Regions from separate parts of the Homo sapiens genome. Here region 1 is linked to region 2. The links are chromatin loops, found by intact Hi-C in ENCODE. Cell type or tissue: body of pancreas. All regions are shown on one strand. Links, peaks and the distances in the headings refer to the core of each region. The heading gives the core; the rest is flanking DNA. Region 1 has its middle 6.8 kb from the start of WDR59. Region 2 overlaps ZNRF1 (zinc and ring finger 1).

The links. A loop is a pair of places that touch in the nucleus more often than their neighbours do. Peaks named below come from ENCODE experiments on the same cell type or tissue, not always from the same donor. Only the 100,000 strongest peaks of a DNase experiment are listed, where the experiment ranks them.
Region 1: it touches region 2 in a loop (3-fold over the local background); 13 of 110 quality-filtered maps call a loop at or near these places.

What each region holds. Positions count from the first base shown.
Region 1 is chr16:74,990,565-74,993,371 of GRCh38, forward strand. No RefSeq gene overlaps it. Among named protein-coding and RNA genes, the nearest start is that of WDR59, 6.8 kb to the left of the region's middle. In body of pancreas, for the core only: no CTCF peak of the experiment used is centred there; a DNase peak (open chromatin) is centred at 1,217; H3K27ac peaks cover 2,311 bases.
Region 2 is chr16:75,095,798-75,098,604 of GRCh38, forward strand. All of the region lies in intron 2 of ZNRF1 (zinc and ring finger 1), which reads left to right. Among named protein-coding and RNA genes, the nearest start is that of LDHD, 20 kb to the right of the region's middle. RefSeq lists enhancers at 1-254, 255-984, 2,711-2,807. In body of pancreas, for the core only: a CTCF peak has its summit at 1,156; a DNase peak (open chromatin) is centred at 1,094; H3K27ac peaks cover 2,353 bases.

The DNA.
Region 1 (2,807 bases), core at 42-2,541, 110 kb before region 2:
TATGAAGACAAAGTTTCACAGGCATCAGCCTTCAGAGAGAATAGGCAGTAAATTTCTCAGGGCCTTAAAAGGTGTCAATATCAGTTTATCTCTTTAAAAAAAAAAAATTAAGGCCAGGCAAGGTGGCTCACGCCTGTAATCTCAGCACTTTGGGAGGCCAAGGCAGGTGGATCATTTGAGGTCAGGAGTTCCAGACCACATGGTGAAGCCACATCTCTAATAAAAATACAAAAAAAATTTAGCCGGGCGTGGTGGCACATGCCTGCAGTCCCAGCTACTCCAGAGGCTGAGGCAGGAGAATTGCTTGAACCCGGGAGGCAGAGCAGTGAGCCAAGATGGCGCTGCTGCATTCCAGCTTGGGTGACAGAGCAAGACCTTGTCTCAAAAAAAAAATTAGGATGGGGTTTCACTATGTTGCCTAGGCTGATCTCTAACTCTTGGGCTCAAGCGATCCTCCCGCCCCGCTGGCCTCCCAAAGTACTGGGATTGCAGGTGTGAGCCACCACGCTCGGCCTCTTAATCTCTCTTAAATGCAGGAAAGTCTCAGCTGCGTTCTCTACGATGCAAAATTTCCCCCACAACAGAGTGCTTTGAAGAGCCATTTCAAACTACGCCAAAGAAATATATTTTGGGGTAAAATACTTTTATTTCCTTCAGGGTCTGCTGTCTGTTATATGATGCTATACCAGAGTCAGGTTGGAATTCGGTATCTTATTGCCACAAAGCGTCTGTTCTGTCAGTCTTATGATCTCTATTTCAACCTTAACGCTGATCAGTTGTGCCTAAACTCGAAAAGGTGGGGGGTATAATGACCTTCTTTCCCACGATGGCCAGAAATTCAGTTTTTCAGGTTTCTCTGGAGTCCCCTTGGCCTGGGGGAGGGTGGTCCATTCTGTAACTTGGGGGACTTAGGATTTTGCATCTGAATCAGAGGCTGGGGACCACTGAGGGTCCTTTGTCAAGTAGATCCCACTTTGCCACAGAGGATTTATCATGAAACTGTGTTTTTTCAGGACACTTGCTAGCCAAGCGGCAGGAAAGCAGGGTACACAGCAAACCCAGAAATCCAGGGCCTGGGCTGGGCTCTTATCAGCAACTAGCCATGCAATTTGAACATGATCCTTTATCTTTCTAGTCTTCTGTTTGCTCTTCTGCAGAATTTGGAGCTAGCTGACTACTCAGTTCATTTACATCTGGGAACCTTGGACCCTGGCCCTGAGTCCCAGTAATAATTTCCCTCTCTTCATCAATCAACAAATATTTATGAACATGGTCCTGTGCTCAGCCTCCCGGCCATGTGTATTTGGTTACTCATTATCCTGATTTCTCTAAGCTGTCTCCTTTCAAGCAAAACAATAAAATTTAAAGAGCTCCGAGAGGGCCTGGGAGGAAGTTTCTCACTAAAAGGCATTTGTCCACCCCCAGTGGGGTGATAGGGGTGCTGGGGATGCCCTCCAAAGCCATGGGAAACCCTCGCCTTCCTCTGGCTCACAGAAACAGGGAGGTGGACGGGAGTTCCCCACTGCTTCTCAGGAGTAGGCCCTCACAAGCCCTTTCCCCTATTTTCTGAATAGTGAAAGTCCCAGGCTTTCTATAATAGAATAGATATGCACTCGCATTTCCAAAGGGCTTTGGCAGCAAAAATTTTATCAGCTCTTCCTCCTGACTGTTGTGGTAAGTGGATCAGTGGTTTATTGTTAGTACAAAACAAGATAACAGGACATTTTCTTTTCTTTTTTTTTTTTGAGACAGAGTCGCCCTTTGTTGCCCAGGCTGGGGTGCAGTAGCGCGATCTCCGCTCACGGCAACCTCTGCCTCCCGGGTTCAAGCGATTCTCCCGCCTCAGCCTCCCGAGTAGCTGGGATTACAGGCAACTGACACCATGCCTGGCTAATTTTTGTATTTTTACTAGAGACAGGGTTTCACCATGTTGGTCAGGCATGAGCCGCTGTGCCCAGCCATAACAGGACATTTTCTGAGATAGGCTACCATTCGGGGTCCCACAGGGCACCTAAGCTGAGTGCAATCACATTGCACAGAGCAGGGGCTTCACCTTTGCAGTACAAGATCTCAGCTGTTCAGTGGTGCCAGCTATGAGAGAGGTGACTTATAATAATCAGCACACTAGAATGTAAATCTTAAGGCCAAATAATTAATTCACAAAAAGAAATACAGCTGTTAAGTAGATCTAGTCTTTTTCACCCCTTTGGAAAGTATACAGAGAAAACAAAATTGTCATTGGAAGAATTCCTCTGCTGGGTGCAGTGGCTCACACCTGTAATCCCAACACTTTGAGAGGCTGAGACGGGAGGATTGCTTGAGCCCAGGAGTTCAAGACCAGTCTGGGCAACATGGTGAAACCCTGTCTCTAAAAAAATACAAAACTTAGCCAGGCACGGTGGCACGCACGTGTGGTCCCAGCTACTCAGGAGGGTGAGGTGGTAGTATCCCTTTAGCCTGGGAGGCAGAGGTTGCAGTAAGCCCAGATTGCACCACTGCACTTCGAGCTGGGTGACAGAGTTAAGACCCTGTTCTCAAGAAAAAAAAAAAATTCTTTGATGAGCATGTTCACCGTAAAACTTAAGAGCCCAGCTCTGGCCCAGCGTCGTGGCTCACGCCTGTAATCCCAGCACTTTGGGAGGCCGAGGCGGGCGGATCACGAGGTCAGGAGATCGAGACCATCCTGGCTAACACGTGAAACCCCATCTCTACTAAAAATACAAAAAATTAGCTGGGCATGGTGGCGGGTGCCTGTACTCCTAGCTACTCTGGAGGCTGAGGTAGGAGAATGGTGTGAACCCGGCAGG
Region 2 (2,807 bases), core at 165-2,664:
ATGTGTCCCCCTGTCCCCCTCTGTATCAGCACTTGAGTGCCTGGCGCTGTTGGTTTACCCCCCTACACCCCACCACCGGCAGCCTCACCCAAGACTACAGAAACCACACCGGGAGCCGGGCCCCCCTTAGAGGAAGGGGAGATTGGCCAGCCAGCCTGAGGCATGACCACTGCTCCTCTGGTTCTGGTTCTAGTTTTTCCCTTGTCATGGAATTGAGGGGCAGGCCACCTCCTCAAGGGTGCATGTGTTTCTGTATGTGTGCACGTGTGTGTGTGTGTGTGTGTGTGTGTGTGTGTGTGTGTGTAAACTAGAGGCTTTACACCTAAGGCTCTCTTTTGCAAAAGCCAGTCCTTTACCACTGGAGGCAAAGAGAGGCCAGTTGTCTCCAGTCCTTCCAGTGGACTTTGTCTCAACGTGGTGAAGTGCTTTGTTCAGAAACAATGGTCCGGCCCTCTGTGGACCCTGTTCATGTGGTATGGACTCCTCATGTTCAGTCTTTGTCTTTTCTGAAGACCCTAAACCTTCCAGGTAAGAGGAGAGCATTTGCTTCCGGGGGTGTATGTGGAGTGGGCATCCCCAGGCACGCCCAGGGCCTGCTCCAGCTCAGAGAGAGCACAGACCGTGGGCCAAAGCTCAGGAGCTCCAATGTATTCCCCATGATTTGTCATCATCCCAACCTCACCTGCTGCATGTTACCTTTTCTAATTTAAAAAAAGACTTAAGAGTCAGAGGTGTGAGTTCTTGGAATCTTTCTGGAAAGGGGGCGAGGCGGGGCTTTCTTAGTGAAGAGTTTTCTTATGAAGATTCACTAGAACTCCTGGTCACTCCCCTGAAGACTTCCCATTTACACACACACTTTCTGTGGTTGTTGGCACCAATTGCGGAAATTTTTAGAAAATTTATGATGGTTATATAAGATGAAATTTAGTTAACCACTAAAGGAAAAAAGTAGAAACCTCCTAAATGAGGCAGATAGAAAGTAGTATTTTTCTTATTATGAGGGTTGGCCTGAGTGGTGGGTTGGAAGGCCTCCAGTAGCTGCCTGCTAGCTTAGAAAAAACACAACTTAGGAAAGGCGAGACTAGTTTAACTGGTTCAGCTAGTGCCTGGTGCTCCGAGGACAGGCACCTGGCTGGGGAAGTTTGGGAATGTGCTGAGCCCCTGCTGGAGGGGCAGGGAAGGGCGGTTGACTCCAGAGCACCGAATGTTAAACCCCCTGTCCTCCTAAGCGCCTTCCTGGAAGGTGAGGATACTGTATAAGAGGGAGGGGGTTCGTTGGTTTGTTTTTGTGGGTAAGATGGATCAACCCGAATGGGCCTTTTAATTTCTCTCCCTTTCTAACATCTCTGTTTGTGACTCTGAGACTGAGGGACCTTGCCCTAAAGAATACGCATTCAAATTTTGACCCTCGAGTCTCTGGGCTAGCAGAACAAGCGTGGAGGTGGGGGTCTGATTGGTGATGCTCTGAACGGAAGAGCATTGTAATCCTGTGGAGTCGTGGAGATGACCCGCTTTTGACTGGAAGCTTAGGGGTCCTCAGCCCAGGGAGAATCTGGGGGGCGGCAGGTTCATTTGCCAGCAGCACCAAGGAGAGCTCCCCTCAGCTGTGTTCTGGGGGAGCAGAAGCCCATGCTCAGCTTCTTATGTCATGATGCCCTCTTCCTCCCCTCTGCCAAAGGCCATTGCCCCCATCTTTAAGGCTCTTGAGATGCTAAATGTCACACAAGCTGTCTTTTAAAGGCAAGGGAGGCCGGATGCAGTGGCTCACGTCTGTAATCCCAACACTTTGGGGAACCGAGATTGCTTGAGCTCAGGAATTTGAAACCAGCCTGGGCAACATAGTGAGACCCCATTTACTAAAAACAAAAAATTTGTCTGACATGGTGGCAAGCGCCTGTAGTTCCAACTTCTCAGGAGGCTGAGGTGAGAGGATCACTTGAGCCCAGGAGATTGAGGCAGCAGTGAGCTTGATCACGCCACTGCACTCCAGCCTAGGCAACAGAGCTTGACCCTGTCTCAAAAAATAAAATATAAAATAAAAATGTGAGAGGACCTGGCTTCCTGGAAAAGCAGAAATGGCTCCTGCTATAGCCTGCCCTGTGCCTGCAGGCAATTCTTTGTCCCATGTCTCCTCCTCTCAGAGACCCTGTGGTCAGAATGAAAGCACCCTACCCTTTCCCTGCCTGGGGAAACCGGGTGCTGGCCGAGGAGTTTGCCCAGCCTTGCTTGGGGCATTGCCCAGAGCCATTGTTAGATGCTGGATGGGCTGGAGTCAGGCTGGACAGGCTGGAGTCAGACTGCGGAGGTGTCTGTCCTGTTACTCCTCCTACAGGAGGGCGAGGAGGGGCAGGTGACTGCTCACCCAGGGTGTCCAGCTGTTGCTGACCGGCTGCACTGACTGCCAGACTGGCCGCTGCTGGGTGTATGAGGAGCGAAAGCGACTAGGGGAGGCCTGCAAGGCCCTAACACAAGTGGGGAAACCAGGAACAGGTGGCTACAGGAAAGAGGACTGTGGGAGGGAGCTGTAGTGGCCTCAGTAGGAAAGTATGAAGCGCTCCAGGCCTGAGCTTTAGTTGGCTGCCCCCACTATCCTCATTGCGGGTGGCCCAGCTCACCAAAACAATTGCATTGCACTTCAAAGGGCTGGGCAGTTGGATGGGCCGCTGCTGGTAGGCTACACTCTCTGCTCAAGGTCACCCTGTTGCCTGAAGAGCACAGCCCCCCAGATTTCCCAAAAGGGGAGCTGACAAGGCCTGGCATGGGTGGCACTGCCCTGTCCTGTCCCTGGCAGACTGGGCCAGCAGCTC